Regions from separate parts of the Mus musculus genome. Here region 2 is linked to region 1. A link is a loop called in an ENCODE intact Hi-C map of the cell type or tissue named here. Cell type or tissue: left cerebral cortex. All regions are shown on one strand.

Region 1 (8,000 bases):
CCTCACTCTGATGGCTCTAGTTTATGTCAAGTTAGCTAGCACAATTACTCCATTTTCACATTCTGGATATACAGGAGTTTGACATCATTTTTATATGAATTTTTTATATAAATTTTATGTAAAATTGACATCAAATTTATATTTGAATGAACAGAAAGCCGAACCATGACTGTTTCGTATAAACCCTGGTGTTTCATGCTTCTAGGTCTTTGCACATCCCTCTGTCTGTCAGGATCTTTCCTGCTCCTCCCATCTGCCTGTTTTCCTGCTTACTCTTTGAACCCCAGCTTTCATCTTTTAAATAAAAAAATCAAGTTAGTTCACAAAGTAATGGGTTTCACGATATCATTTTCATACACATGTGTCATTATGCTCTGTTCTAATTCATCCCCCTTTCCACTGACCTCCATTTCTTGAATTATATACTATTCTTATCTAAAGAGTATGTGTGTGTGTGTGTGTGTGTGTGTGTGTGTGTGTGTGTGTGTGTGTGTCTGCCTGTGTGCATCTATGCCTATGCAGAAGCCAGAAGAGAGCACCAGGTGTCCTGTCCTATCATTCTCTGCTCTCCCTTTGAGTCATGGTCTCTCTCTGACCCTCTCTGTTTCGTCCTAGGACAGATGCCAGCAAACCACAGTGATCATTCAGTCTCCAGTTGCTTTGGAGCTAAGTTTACAGGCAGGAGTGGGGTGCCTGGCTTCTTAAGCAGCTGCTGGGATAGATCTGAACTTTCTTCCTTATGGCTATACAGCAAGCAACCTTAACTGCCTGCAGATCCCTCTCTTCAGTCCCCCCTTCTTGAATTTTAAGGCAGAGTTGGTACCTCTCTTTTCCTTCCACTACTTCCCCATTGTTTTACAAATGTTATTTATTTTCTTCAATGCTGAGTGCATGTTGTATTGATTTTTAAAACATCTTGAATGTCCAGTGAATTAAATGTGAGAAATTGCTTAAATAATACCTGACCTGGCTGTAAACACAAACAAATCCCAGTTCTCCCCTTAGGACCCAGAGCTCAGGGAATAAACACAGCGATAAACAACCCACCACTTTACAAGGCTTGTGGTCCATATGGGCCTACACTTTCTTGTTTTGGCTTTGCCACAGTCTTGGCAAAGGAGGTAGAATAGCCCCAAGGGATAGATGCCTAGGACCAGGGAAGGATATGGCCAGCCTAAGATTATGCATGCAATAAAACATTTTCATTCTAGAAACTACAATTCATTGTTGATCTGTAAGCAACAGGCCTGCTAAGAAGCATGGTCCCCCCTTTAAGCAAGTGACCAGACTCAGAGACTTTGGAGTAATAAATTATTAAGTCAGAAGTTCAAAGGAAAGCTCAAAGGCTTTGTCCAAATGGGATAGTGTAGACAAACCTCTGAAATAAGCAAACAGAGATTTACCTAGAGAAAGAAACCCAGCACAGCATGGCAGCATGCTGGAGTTGCCCCCAGGAACCCTTCCTTTCCTGACAGCCTTGGCCCTCAAGTTCTCTAAGGGTTTAGAGACCTCTCAGCATGTTTCCATGATGTTTTAATGGATTAAAGAGATTTCTTTTATAGTCTGGAGCATTTAAGTATTTGGCCTCCAGTAGGTGGTATTTGGGGGTGGCCCAAGAGGTGTGGCCTTCAAAGAGGATGTATGTCATTGGCCACAAGCTTTAACTTTGCTTCTCTCTGTTCAAGATGTGAGCTCTCAGCTATCTGCTCCAGATTGCTTACTGCCAAGTTCCTCTACTATGAAAGAGTCTCATCTATAAATTGCCTTGGTGTTTTATTGAACCAATAGAAAAGTAGCTAATATAGCCATATTGCCAGATGATGATTTCTTACTGTTTTGTATGCTTGGAGAAACTGTCTATAAGAGTCTCATTTCAAAACCACATAATTTGTCTCATGCCAGTGCTTTTAAAGTCAGCTCAAAATGTTCTGGGCTGTGCAGAGAGATGCATTTTTATCATGCTCACTGTGAGTTAGGTTTTCACTTACAGGTGACATAACACACTTCAGTGTATGGATCTGGCTTGTATGCTACACGAATCCAAGTGCAAATCCTGGCTTAGCTAACATTAAAGAGTTGTTTGTTGGTGGACAATTACTTTGCATCTGTGAGCCTTCAATTTGTCCTTCTGTCAAAAGGGGTTATGATAATATTATTCTTACAGAGTTCTGGTTGAATGAAGCCCTGTGCCTAGACAGATGCCTGACAGATAGTAAAGCAAGGTAATGCTGCTTTTTCATCTTTTGCCTAACACACCTTTGTGTGTAATATATTTCTCCCATCATGCAATTGAGTGTAAGAAAGATTTAAATTTATCTTCTGGAATAAGTCCGACCCTGTGGTCTGTAATTTCACTAGTAACTACCTAACTTCTATTGTCAGATGGCAGCTGCCTGGCAGAGCTGTCTTCCCTGAAGACACATGCTAATATCAGGGTATGTACTAAAGGATGCCAGGAAAGCAACATGGAGAGTGGCTCTTCAGGAATTACTCTAGGGAAGACACAATATCACAGCTGGTAGGTTACCAGTGTGAGGAAGAGATTCCTTGCAACTGAGTGGTTCTCTGGGTGAAAATGACTCTTACTAGGCATAGTTTCTAGCTCAGGCAAGTTTTTTTTTTTCTTTTCTTTTTCTAAACATTGATGGTGAAAGGATTTAAGCCCTTGAGTCTGTTGCACTATATAATGGTCTTTTCATGCCCAGGAGAGCCATGGTAAATGTCTGATTAGGCACCCCAAGAATCAGTTGCCAAATAAGACAGAGGCCCAAAGATAACATGGTCCACAAGTGAATGTAAATGTGTGCTCAACAAACCTCATTCCCCAAGGAAACAAGTTTTTCCTTTTTGTTGTTATCAAGACCAGAAAAAAAAGAGCTGAGCTCTGGAGTGGGGATCCCTTTAGCATCAGTTTTAAAAGGTATCATAGGTGTGTGTGTGTGTGTGTGTGTGTGTGTGTGTGTGTGTGAATGGGAGAGAGAGAGAGAGAGAGAGAGAGAGAGAGAGAGAGAGAGAGAGAGAGTCAAAGACAAAGAGAGCCTATATGGTATTTTTATTTAATCTTCCTGAAGGTAAACTATTCACCAGGGAGAGGTTTCAGCAATAGTCCTTTCCCATGCATCTGCTGTCCCATTTTGTCAGCTTGTTTCTTCTCTGTCCTTTACATCTACAGAGAAGTACAGTCAGCCCTCTTACTAAAGTCCCAAGACAGAAGGGAGGGAGCAGTACAGAAAGGGAAGCTGTGAAGCTTGAGGGTGGAGAATGAGTCTATTCTGGGGTGGGTGGGTGGGGATAAGTTGGGAGTTGAGAAGAAAAGCTTTGGAGTAGGTGTACTTTCAGGGCATCTAGGGAGCTTTGCCACAAACCCAAGCCCTGAAGCAAGGGTAAGTGCTGTAGGTGAAAGAAGTGTAGGTAGGTGTTGTGGTTTACACTGTTTTGCTCAAAGGCTCTTTTAGGCTTAGGATGGTGAACTTCTTGGTGATCATTCTTATTCATGTAGCTCAAGGTCCAGACTGTGCTATATTATTTGTAGCTGGTCCTTTGATCTGTAGGTTTATCTCTCTGCCTTGTGTGTGGCTTTGGGTATCAGATTCTAAAGAAGTGAGTCCACAACTCATACATTTGGGGTGTAACGCATACTTCCGTGTCCAGCTGGTACTTTCCTTTCAGCTGACTTGCTTCCTGTTGTCTGTGTGGTTCCTGTGTCCCTCCAGTCCTGGGATCTGTTTCGGACACAGGTCACCTGGAGAGTCTGTTCTATGTTCTTAAATTCACAGTTCATATTATATATCTTGAAAGCTAACAAAAATCACCAATTGCTCTAGGGAAAGTCACGAGAGAAGCCAATATTTTTAAAAGTTCAGAATAGCGTGATGACTACTTAGAAAGGCCAAACACGAGATGATTGGAGGATGGCCGTGCAGTCGCAGGTCACTTGATTCTACCTAGGGGACAGCTAATTAGTCTTAAAACCACTCATCTTACTTTTTTTTTTAGATTTATTTATTTATTTTATGTATATAAGTACACTGTTGCTGTCTTCAAACACAGCAGAAGAGGGCATTAGATCTTATTACATATGGTTGTGAGCCACCATGGAGTTACTGTGAATTGAACTTAGGACCTCTGGAAGATCAGTCAGTGCTTTTAACCGCTGAGCCATCTCTCTAGCCCCTCATTCTTACTTGTAATATGAGACTATGAGAGGGTTCCTGGGAGAACTGAATGGAAGATACATGTTTAATGCTAAGCACAATGCCCCAGTTGGTAAGTTTGGTAGTTTGAAAAAGAATGGCTTCAATAGTCTCACATGTGACACACGCGCACACACACACACACACACACCACACACACACACACACACACATATATATATATACACACACATATATATATATATATATATATATATACACACACACATATATATATATATACATATATATATATATAGTACTTGGTTACTGTGTAGTCAAGTTCTTTGGTAAGATTAGGAGGCATGGCCTTGTTAAAGGAAGCGTGGTGGTGGTGGGCTGTAAGGTTGAAAAAAAACCAAGCTAAGACCAGTGTAATTTTTCCCAGTCCCCAACCTGTGGAGCTGTAAGCAAGCCCCTAATTAAATGCTTTCTATGATAAGAGTTGCCTTGGTCATGGTATCTCTTCACAGCTATTGAACAGTGACTAAGACAGTAAGTAATAACTATAGTATTACAACTCTTCCTTAGGATATAGCACTAAACATATTTGATAAGATGCCTTGGACATATGAGAAGCAACAGTAGCCATTGGTTCTTTGACTAGTTTTGCATGGATCTGGAAACATTAACCTTCTATCTCATAGAAAGAGCCTGACCTTCCTGAAATGTCAGGGTTAGCAGAAGGAAGGCCTTTGTTGTTGACTCAGCACTGCCAAACTGTCCTATACCCGTGTGACAGAGAATTGTGGGAGAGAACAAAGATTCTTTTGATATCAAGGCAGATTCTACAAACATGCCCAGTAGATTTTTTGGAGTGGTACATACTATAGTTTTACTGCAGGTTCATTTTGCTCCAAATCTCCCAGTTTTACACAGCTTTCAGATGGGCATATATACTTCCCACTAAACCTAAGATCAAGACAGTTACCATAAAAAGAGGGAAAACATAGGCATTTGTTTCACATTATGCCATTCCTTATAACGCTAAGTAAATACTTAAATTAAAGAGGTATATATATATATATATATATATATATATATATATATATACATGTTCTCTTCTCCAGTAAAGATATTTTCCATTTGTTTGAATTTTTGATATCTTGACTATGAGAGATCAGGTTTCTCTCTGGTCATGTCTATGTGCAAGTTCCTAAATGTCTTTTTTTTTTTGAAAATTTTATTAGATATTGTCTTTATTTATATTTCAAATGTTATCCCCTTTCCTAGTTACCCCTCCAAAAGCCCCCTATCCCATACCCCTCCCCCTGCTTCTATGAGGATGTTTCCCTACCCACCCACTCCCACTCCCCTGTCCTAGCATTTCCCTACACTGGGGCATTGAGCCTTCATTGACCAAGGGCCTCTCCTCCCATTGATATCCCACAAGGCCATCCTCTGCTACGTATGTGGCTGGAGCCATGGGTCCCTCCATGTGTACTCTTTGGTTGGTGTTTTAGTCCCTGGAAGCTCTGGGGGTCTGGTTGGTTCATATTGTGTTCCTCCTATGGGGCTGCAAACCCCTTCAGCTCCTTCAGTCCTTTCTCTAGCTCCTCCATTGGCAACCCCATGCTCAGTATAATGCTTGGCTGTGAGCATCCACTTCTGTATTTGTCAGGCACTGGCAGAGCTTCTCAGAAGACAGCCATATCAGGCTCCTGTCAGCAAGCACTTCTTGGCATCCACAGTAGTGTCTGGGTTTGATAACTGTATATGGGATGGATCCCCAGGTGGGGCAGTCTCTGGATGGCCTTTCCTTCAGTTTCTGCTCCACATTTTGTCTCTGTATCCCCTCTCGTGGGTATTTTGTTCGCCCTTCCTAGAAGGATGGAAGTGTCCACACTTTGGTCTTCTTTCTTTTTGAGTTTCATGTGGTCTGTGAATTGTATCTTTGGTATTCTGAACTTTTGGGCTAATATCCACTTATCAGTGAGTGCATACCATGTGAGTTCTTTAGTGATTAGGTTACCTTACTCAGGATAATATTTTTAAGTTCCATCTATTTACCTAAGAATTTCATGAAGTCATTGTTTTTAATAACTGAGTAGTATTCCATTGTGTAAACGTACCACATTTTCTGTATCCATCCTAAATGCCTCTTGTGTTTGGAATCCAATTTTTTTATGTATAGCTGAGATGTTTTCTACTATAGTTTCATTTAGGAGTTTCCTTTTAGGTTTTGCCCCTAAGTATATATCTTTTTTTAATACAATTTTTATTTTTACATTTTACAAAAATTACCGTGTCATGAATATTTACAGAGGTTGTTACAGGGTAGAAGGGACTTGCAGGAGGGACAGAAGATGGTCTGGGTCTGTGACTGGATGAAATACAGTAAGATCAAGCAACAACAGACTCTTCTCCTAAGAGAAAGAGCTGCAGACAACAGAGAAGGACTGGGGTGGGGATCTCTCTACAAGGAAGCTGCTCAGGTCACCACCCAGGCAGGCCATGCTGCTGGCCAGTATGGTCAAGGGTATCTGCTGGAGAAGCTTTTTCATGGTTAAGAGTCAGAGAGTATAGGCCTGGGCACAACAATCAGAGCCTGGATAAGGCAGTGTGCAGGGAGGAGAGAGGGACAGACCATGGAGACAGAAGTGTGGCATGGGAGCCTGCAACTGGGACTGGAAGACACTCATCAAATAAGGCATTCTCCTTCTCCTGCCTGTGCCTGGGTGAGCTTCATGGGGTTTGCAGTGAAACCTGCTGCCCTGACCTGATGGTGCAAAAGGGCTAAACACAGGTATAGACAAGCTTCCATGCCTTCTCAGAGTCAGAGAAATCCCAGGACCTTCCTGTGCACACAAGTGTAATACAGGAATATCTCTTTCTGCACCAATCAAAAGACAGACACTAACTGACCAGATTAACACCAACGCCCCTAATGATCATGCCACCATGGAACCCATGCGTACATCTTACCATGCTCGTCATTATTGTAGCTCATGAGTTCACAATTGAGTAACACTGCTGATGCCCTTTCCTTTAACAGCCTGCATAGCACCTCCCAGTGGGGTAAAAGCTAGCCAGTAAGGAGGAAACGTCCTGGTCAGTGCTGGCTTGATTGCTCCATGTCCTGTGTGGTGGTTTGAATAGGAATGACTCCTAAAGGCTCCTATATTTGAAAGCTTGGTCATTAGGGAGTGGCAATACTTTACAGGGGCTAGGAGGTGTGTCCTTACTGGAATAGGCGTGGCCTCACTGGAGGAAGTGTGTTACTGAGAGTGGGCTTTGGGTTTTCAAATGTTCAAGTGTCTCTGTCTTCCTGCTGCCTGCTGGTCTGGATGCTGAAGTCACAGCTATCTCTCCAGCACAGTGTCTGCCTATGTGTCACCATGCTTCCCACCGTGATGACAATGAAATAAACCTCTGAAACTGTAAGGCAACCCCAATTAAATGTTTTCCTTTTAAGAGTTTTTGTGGTCATAGTGTTTCATCACAGCAATAGTAACCATAACTAAGATTTCCCATGACCGAAGTGTGTGGTATCTTCAGCAGTACTTATCATTAAGTTCTGGTGGGCAATGCGTTGCAATGTTAGTAACCTGCATTGCTTTGAGCATCTTTGGGATACCTGTGACCAAACCCTGAAGGGAGGCATTTCAGGGTTTTATTTGGCACTGGGATGTTTATTTGGCAATTTATTGCTTCTGGGATGAGTGTTAAATCCAATTTCATATGGAAAGGATTATAACATGTAAAACAATAAATCCCTATATTGCTGTTTCTAACATCTTTAGATTTAGTTACCCCTTTTCTTATTCCCTTCTGAAATTCCGTCCAAGGCCCCTCTCCACTTAAACG
Region 2 (8,000 bases), 100 kb before region 1:
ATAAGTTGCATCCCATTTTTCTTTATTTTTTATAAACATTTGCATTTTTCTTTGTCTCTCTCTCTCACACACACACACACACACACACACACACACACACACCCCAGAGCAGGAGAGGGGTAGAGCCTGGGAGCACTGGAGCTGAGGTTTAGCATTGGGTTACAGGGCTTATTTCCAAAGTGGGGCCCCTAGACTATTAGCAATGACAGAAAATTGTAGATATTCCAGCCCCAGTTCAGATCTACATATAGTTATTAAAGAGATGGGGCCACAACCAGGTTTTAACGAATGCTTTATGCTCTCGCTTGTTTGTGAATTATTGCAATAGAGAGAATGAAGTCGAGTAGTTGGATGCAAGTATGATGAAATGGGAAGAAGGAGGAGGAGGAGGGAGAGGAGGAGGAGGAAGAGGAGCAGGGGGTCTGTTCCCCATATGATAATAGAGAGAAAGTCAAGAAGTCCTGCCAAGCTGCCAAGAGCACATCTCTAGCAAGACCCACAAGCCTTGCTCCAGTGACAATTTCCCATAGGCAGGCATCAGCTTGCCACAAACATTAAACACAAACCCTGAGCTCAACAGACAAGTGTGTGCTTGCCTCACAGGCACCCTCAAGGGACCTGGGCAACAGGCAGAGGTACCGTTGTTCTTGATTGCTCCAAATACAGCTTTATCTGAAAGCTAGACACTGCTCAAGACAGTTCCCCAAGTTTCCCCATCATGGCTGCCTCAAGAATGAACAAAATTATCTGCAGAAGTCAAAGCAAACAGCTGGAGATGGGTCCAGAGATTGAGATCAGCTTCTCTAGAGTCTCCAAATCACCTGCCTAATGTAGGACCACTTCCTTCTCCTCATTCCAAGTCTTCCTTCTTGTAGCATCTCCCACGAGGTTAAAGACTCTACAGAACACAGTCCAAAGCCCTACAAAACCCAGCAGCTTTTAAGCCATTTATGTATCCACCATCATCTTAACAACTGCTTTTTGGTTCTACTTAAGCAGAAACTGACACTTTTTTTTTTTATTAAAGAATGAATAGATGGGGCTAGAGCGATGTCTCAGTCATCCAGACCACTTGTTGCTTTTACAGAAGACCCAAGTTTGATTCCCAGCATCCACATGGTGGTTCACAACCATCTGTACCTCCAGTCTCTGACTTCCTCTCTTGATTGTCACCTACACCAGACATGAATGTAGTGCACATACATACATGCAGGTGAAACATTTAAACACATGAAATAAAATTCTAAAAAATTAAAACTTCATTTGTATATTCTGAGAAATATAACTATACTTGCAAATAGTTTGAAGAGCTACAAAGTCCAGGGCTAACACTGTTTTAAATTTTCATTTTTGTGCATATATGTGGTGTGTGTGTGTGTGTGTGTGTGTGTGTGTGTGGTGTATGTGCATTGGTGGTTTAGATGTGTGTGCATGCAGGAGTCAGAGGAAGAAACTGAGTGTCTGCCTCGATTGCTTTTTTTTTTCTTATGACAGAATTTCTCACTCTAGGGTCTCTGCTCTTCAACATTGGGCTGACAGATTTCTATGCGGGTGCTGGGAATTGCACTTCAGTTCTTTTGATTTCACAGCAAGCTCTTACCAGCTGAGGCCCCAGGGCCACTGTTTTATGAGCAAGGTCTAGCAATTCTCCTAGGAACTGTTGAACATTGGGATGCAGCAGACAGGGCCACCCCCACTGGCGTGTTTCTGACTCCCCCCGAGCTGTGTGCTCAGGTACTATTATCCTTCCCTTATGCACTTGAACTGAGCCTCAGACACACTAAGGAAGAAGCCCAGAGTCGAACACTGAATTTAAACTCTCAATCTAAGGGAACTCTAAATCCAGCCTCTTGGTGGAAGAGCTGTTAATCCAGGAGACCAGCTTCAGGGTGGGAGTGGGGTCATTTGTCTTCCCCAGCTGGTGTGCATGCTGTGACAGGTATTTGGATCATTTCAGCTGCTGAAATGTCTCTTTTCCTTCCAAATGTGGCAGAGAGATTGTCTTCCATATATGTCATACACATTCCTGTTACATACAGTAAAACACGCCAGCTCTTCAAACAGCCTGAATAATGCAAACAGCACACACAGTGGTGTTCTCAAGAACAGATGTGAACTCGTTAAGAGACTTCGTAGAAAAGCAGCAGCAACTGGTGTTATTGAAGCACATGTAAGAATCGCTGTCTTCTAACAAAAATTCTCCTTCAACACTTTTTATTGGAGTGGACCCCTCTTACAAAGATGCCGAGATGGTTTACTGTTGCTCTTCAAGCACATGGAATGTTATACCAAAGGGAAAAGTCAACTCTTCTTTGTCTCGGAACACAAATAAGTAGAAGTGAGCTTGCTGTAAGAAGGCCCACAATAAGCCTGCTTGATAACTAGGAACGAGTTGCCTCTCCTTAAAGGGGACTGGGAAGAGGAACATGAACCCACTGTGGTTCTAAACTTAGGCTGCAGAGCTAGTTTCTGCTTCCAAACCTCATTTCCTCCTCTAAGGATGATATATTTCTCCAGGTCACAGGGAGAGAAAAAAAATGAGTTACTCATTTACTTTGTAAACAAGGACACCGAGGTGCACACTAGCTAAGGAATTTCTCCACAGTCCTAGAATAAGTGAAGGGACCGGAAATGTAGCCCAGACCTGCTGAATACCAACTGGTCTTCCTACATCCTTGGAAAGTCCCTTCTAATCCACATGCTAGTAGTGAAGAAATTGAAGCATGCTTGAGATAAATGGCCTTGTGAATTCATACCATTGGTATGTGACTGAAAGTCACTGTGTGAGACGTTTAAGAAGCTGTACTTTTAAAATGCCTTGACTTTGCTTACAAATGATCACAATGTCACCTGACAGAGATGTCGGGGCTTTGGGGGATGAGATTCTGCTCTTCTTGCCTATGTGCACATTGAAAGCAGCATATACACATGTATGCATGCATATGTGTGTGTGCATATGTATGTGTGTGTGCAGATGCTATTATGCTATGGTGCCCTTGGAAGTCAGGGGACAATCCTTAGGAGCCAGTTCTCTCCTGCCACCTTGTGGGATCCAGGGTCAAATTCAAACCATCAGGCCTGCAAGCAGTCTTTTGGACTCTTCTTTCTATATTAGCTTGATGCAAAATGAACAGAGCTAGTCCCATAAGCTCAGATACTGCCTATGTTGTGACTATGAACTTTATGCCTGGACAGTAGCATTTGTGGTGGTAGGTCAGGCTCAAGAGAGTCCTTTATGGTTTTCGGGTAGCAAGTCAGAGTCAGACTTTGCCCACACATGAACAGCCAGGCAAGTGAGAAGCCCTTGAATGGAAATGGAAAACCTTGAATGGAAAAAGCCCAGTTGCTTAAAAACAAAATCTTTTCAAGGAGTCTTGAGGAAGCACTAACAAGTGCATAGGGCACTCATTAGTCAATAAATTAGCTAATAAATTCTTCAGTGACTACCCAGATATATGAATATTTTTTTACAAGGCATAGAATGTGTAAGGAATTTTAATCCAATTTTAAACCTTTCCACCACCAGCTACTGCACCAAAACCGGCTGGCCTCAGAAGATGAATAGCCCCTGACTTAGCAAAGAGAGAAGGCGACCCCACACCCTGCAACACACCATCGCTCTTTTAAATTCCTGGGCGGACTTCACTTTCGGCCACAGCTGATGAATGAGCTTGGTTAAAAGGCTTGGGACAGGAGATAAAATGACCCTTAAGGTTTTTTTTTTTTTCCTTCTGCCACACCCACTTCTCCTTAGGCAATCAATAAAATCCCACTTCCAAAAGAATGTATCTTAGCCTTTCCTAGATGCCCTGTGCTAGCAAGTATTTAGACCTTCAAAAGTTCTGTTAGTTGATTTCAGATTGGTTACTTAAGAGGCTACAACATCTGGAAGCAGAGTTAGTTAGTGAATGATGGAGGTACAATCAGCTTAAGAGCACCTAAGTCTTCCTGCCTAGGCTGGTGAAGGACAGAATTCCCCAGCGTTTTTCTTCACATGGTATTTGGGAGGTAACAGCGACACTTTGCCACAACTGGAGTCTTCCTCATCTAATTAGCCTCTTACAGCATTATATCGCAGGACTTCTCACAGGCACCCCTCCTAGCCCCACCTTGGGTCTGTGACTGCGGGGGGGGGGGGGGGGACTTACAGTTATCCAGACAAAGGGTTAACGCCGCAGCCTTCCCTGCTCTAGCGCTGTGAACATTCACCACTACTTTCCCCTCTGCAGTCAGCCCTATACTCCAGCTTCTACAAAGCCACCAGCACTTGCAGAAGCATTGTTTCCTCCTGTCCGCTTTAAACTTGCAGTTCATGAGCTTATACAGCTCAAGAGTCTAAACTTACCCCCTCATGGCTTTGCCTAGAATCTGCTCTCACTTTTCCTGTCCTGGAATGCCGAGGGCACGGTGGGGGGGGATCTGTAATCTTACTGCTTCCTCATTGGTGAAGTTAGACGCATCCTGGCTAGCTGCATTACTGCACATGTCTCTGATAACCTTGCTTTTCCTTCACCTCAAACTTCTGCAAGTAACACCCTATCTGCTGACCCTAAAATTCTCTAGCCGTTCATAAAAGCATTCGCAAGTCGCCTTGGGAACAATCCTAAGAGTTGGGTGCAAGTGAGAGGGGAAGGTTGGGGAACTCACCTGCAGAGCGGCAAGGATCAGACACAGGACTGGGCTGCCTGCAAACTTCCCAGGGGCTCTCTGCAGCCCAGTGTCTTGGCCTTAAAGGGGCAGGGCACTTTTCACCATATAAGGAAGGCAGTTTTGCTTGTCTGCTGCTTGGGCAGAGCAGCTGGTCTCTTGGCCTTTGAGGAGGCTTCTGGGGTCATCTGGAGCCTGTCAGTTCCTGAGGCAGGTTAATTGAACCTTGATAAGACACAAGAATAGCGCTTGGCTGAGCATTTTAAAGGCCAGGAACTGGGGCTTATCTTCTTACAAGGGAACTTTCTGGCAACCTGGAAGTTTTCCTGAATGCCAGGAATGTGTTTCTGCTTCTAGATTTCTGGAAATGATTGGCCCTACTCTCCTCCACCAGGAATCAGACAGACAGCCTTCCCCCTGACAAGCAGGCCCAGGCGCTGGAGAGTGCTGAGGCTTGGGACTTTTGTTTACAGCTTATTACTTCTGCACCAGAGGCAGGAGAGGAAGGCAGAGTGAGGTCCAACCACTTTAGGATCAGCGCATGAAAGACACCAGTGGTAGAGAGAAAGGCTGGAAGCCCCAGGTAAGAAAACAAAGCATGTGCCAAAAACAAACAAACAAATAAACACAAAAAAAACCCAACCTTCCCCAAACCCATCAAAAGCAAAAACAAAACAAAAAAAAAACCCAAAACCAACTAACCAACCAACTAAACAAAAACCCAACAACCACCAAAAAAAAAAAAAAAAAAAAAAAAAACCCAAGAGGAATGAAAATGACCCACAAAAGGGACAGAAGCCCTTTCGTGGCATTCAGAATGCCCCTCAAGGTTCTGGACCTGGAACCACTGAGCCTTGGATCCATTTCCAGTTCTAGCATCTCCACTGTTAGAAATGCTTTTCTTCTTCTCCGGTAATAAACCAACTGTGTACGTGTCTGTGCCTAATTTCTACTTCTGGGGCGTAAGAACCTAGAAATCCCACCGAGTACCCACCAACCCCCACAACTACCATAACACATCCTAAAAGTGAATAGTATTTATCTTCCACAACCCCCCCCCCAACAGATAGTTGCACACTGTCCTCCACCAGGGCTGTCAATCACTGCTTCAGCAGCCAGGACCCTGGAGTGTCCCCTCTTGGACTTAGCCTCCAGCTGAAGCTGGCAGCTGCCTTCACCTACCAACAGCGTTGGGGGAATGTGTTTCAGCAAGAGAAAACATTTCCTGCTGCTGATATTTAAATGCAAAGCTGTCCTGTTCGTTTGGGGGTGGATTAAAAGCAATTATAAAAGGCTGGATTCTAAGAAGCAAGTGCAGTTTAATTTAGTCATCACTTGGGTGGTAACATGCTTCTTTTTTTGCAGCCAACTGGCTACGGTCCTTTGAAAATGCTTTTAAGTCTGCCAGGTAGCTCCAGCCAGCACCCACTCTGCACTGCTTAGCTAACTCTTGATGCTGCCTACACTGGTGATCCGGGATTCTCTAAGAACGTAGTTTGCACCTGGTTATATAGTCTCCTGTTACCTTCTTACATGGATTTGTGTTTGTGTGTTTAAGGACAAAGAACACTTTGTTTTCCTCTCTACTCCAGTTACACGTAGCATGGAAGGCATAAGACTGACTTGCAAAACCCTTGTCAAACTAATTCAACCGAGTAGAAACCGGGGTTTCTGTTGGGTGTCCATAGAGTTAGGTGGATAAAGTGGATCTTTGCCAAATTATTGTGGTTGTTGACAAATAGACATGGGTTTCTTTGCTTCATTGTCTCTTTGAGCTCAACTTGGGTTTCTTTTCCATACCATTAAGTTTTCTTCAAGGGTGGAGATCAAAGAGAGTACTTTTTAAAGGTTTCATTCTGCTACCTCTTGGATCCAAGAATATGATCTCAAGGAAATAACTAATCAGAGGCAACACACGGTATGAGGGTGTTCCTTATATTGCCGTTTGTGATGAGGAAAATAAAAAATGACTTAGACTCCAAGGTCATCGTGTAATAACACCTCTCATTTGATGTTTGCTCATTATGTGTCACTCATTACTCCAGGGCCTTCCTAGGGATAGCTCAACCCCTCAGGACAAGCCTCTGAGATGTAATGGCCACCATTTCACTCCCTAGGCCATAAAACGGAGGCAGGAAGATTCAGAAACTGATATTTGGATTGAGGTTTTGTCTTAGTTATGCTTTCTGTTGCTGCAACAAACCACCATGACCAAAGCACACTGGGAAGGGAAAGAACACTTCCACACCATCGTCCATCACTGAAGAAAGTCAGGACAGGAAGTGAAACAGGACAGAACATTGGAGGCCATAGAAGAGTGCTGCTTACTGGCTTGCTCTCTATGGCGTGCTCAGCCTAGGGGTGGCCCTACCCACAAGGGCCTGGGCCCTCCACCACTGATCACTAGTTTAGAAGATGCTTATAGGCTTGCCTACATCTTGATATTGTGGAGGCTTCTTCCTCAGTGGAGGTTTCCTCCTCTTAGATGACCACAGTTGGTGTCAAGTTGACTACAAGTTGACATAAATCTAGCCAAGTATAGGTATATTCTTTCTGTATCGAACATCATAATAGGCACTGGAGATTGACAGATTTCTAATCAGGAAGCACTCTGCCTTCATACAGTGGTTAAAAGTAGCAAGTATACTAGGCATGGTGATCAAGTATCCTAGCATGCTAAAGACTGCGACTGGAAGACAGAATGAATTTGAAGCCAACCTCTGCTATATAGTGAGGCCATCTCAAGAAAACACAAGACAAAAGAAGAACAACCCTCATGACCTAGGAGATAATGCAGTTGGGAGAGTGCTTACCAGGTAAGCATAGCTCCCTGAGTTTAACTTCTTAGCATCTGTGGAAAAAACCGGGATGGTGCTGGAGAGATGATTAGTAGTTAAGATCACTTACCATTCTTGTAGTGGACCCAAGATTTTTTCCCAGCAGCCACCTGGTGGCTCATTACCATCAGTAACTCCAATTACAGGGAATCTAACACCCTCTTCCAATCTTCAAGGACACTAGGCACACATGAGGTGCACATACATACATGCAGGCAAAACATTCACACACACACACACACACACACACACACATCCTGGCACAGTAGCATGTCAGCAATTTCATCGCTGGGGAAGTGATACACTTTTCCAAATATCAATTAAAGTGGATTTTTGTTTGTTTGTTTGTTTGTATTTGAGAGAAGGTCTCTCTATGTAGCCTTGTTATGTAAACCAGACTGGTCTTGAGTTGACAGAGATCTGCCTGCCTCTGCCTCCCTAGAACTAGGATCAAAGGCTGCTCTACAGAGAGAGTTCTAGAATAGGTGGAGCTATACAGAGAATCTCTGTCTCAGA

What was found. Hi-C counts contacts between places; a loop is a spot of excess contacts. Peaks named below come from ENCODE experiments on the same cell type or tissue, not always from the same donor. Only the 100,000 strongest peaks of a DNase experiment are listed, where the experiment ranks them.
Region 2: it touches region 1 in a loop (2.5-fold over the local background); 2 of 42 quality-filtered maps call a loop at or near these places.

What each region holds. Positions count from the first base shown.
Region 1 is chr3:68,363,474-68,371,473 of GRCm38, reverse strand. All of the region lies in intron 4 of Iqschfp (Iqcj and Schip1 fusion protein), which reads right to left. All of the region lies in intron 1 of Schip1 (schwannomin interacting protein 1), which reads right to left. Among named protein-coding and RNA genes, the nearest start is that of Gm22073, 180 kb to the left of the region's middle. In left cerebral cortex, no CTCF peak of the experiment used is centred here; DNase peaks (open chromatin) are centred at 1,931 and 3,255.
Region 2 is chr3:68,464,877-68,472,876 of GRCm38, reverse strand. All of the region lies in intron 4 of Iqschfp (Iqcj and Schip1 fusion protein), which reads right to left. All of the region lies in intron 1 of Schip1 (schwannomin interacting protein 1), which reads right to left. Among named protein-coding and RNA genes, the nearest start is that of Gm22073, 79 kb to the left of the region's middle. In left cerebral cortex, a CTCF peak has its summit at 3,054 (motif pointing left); a DNase peak (open chromatin) is centred at 6,009.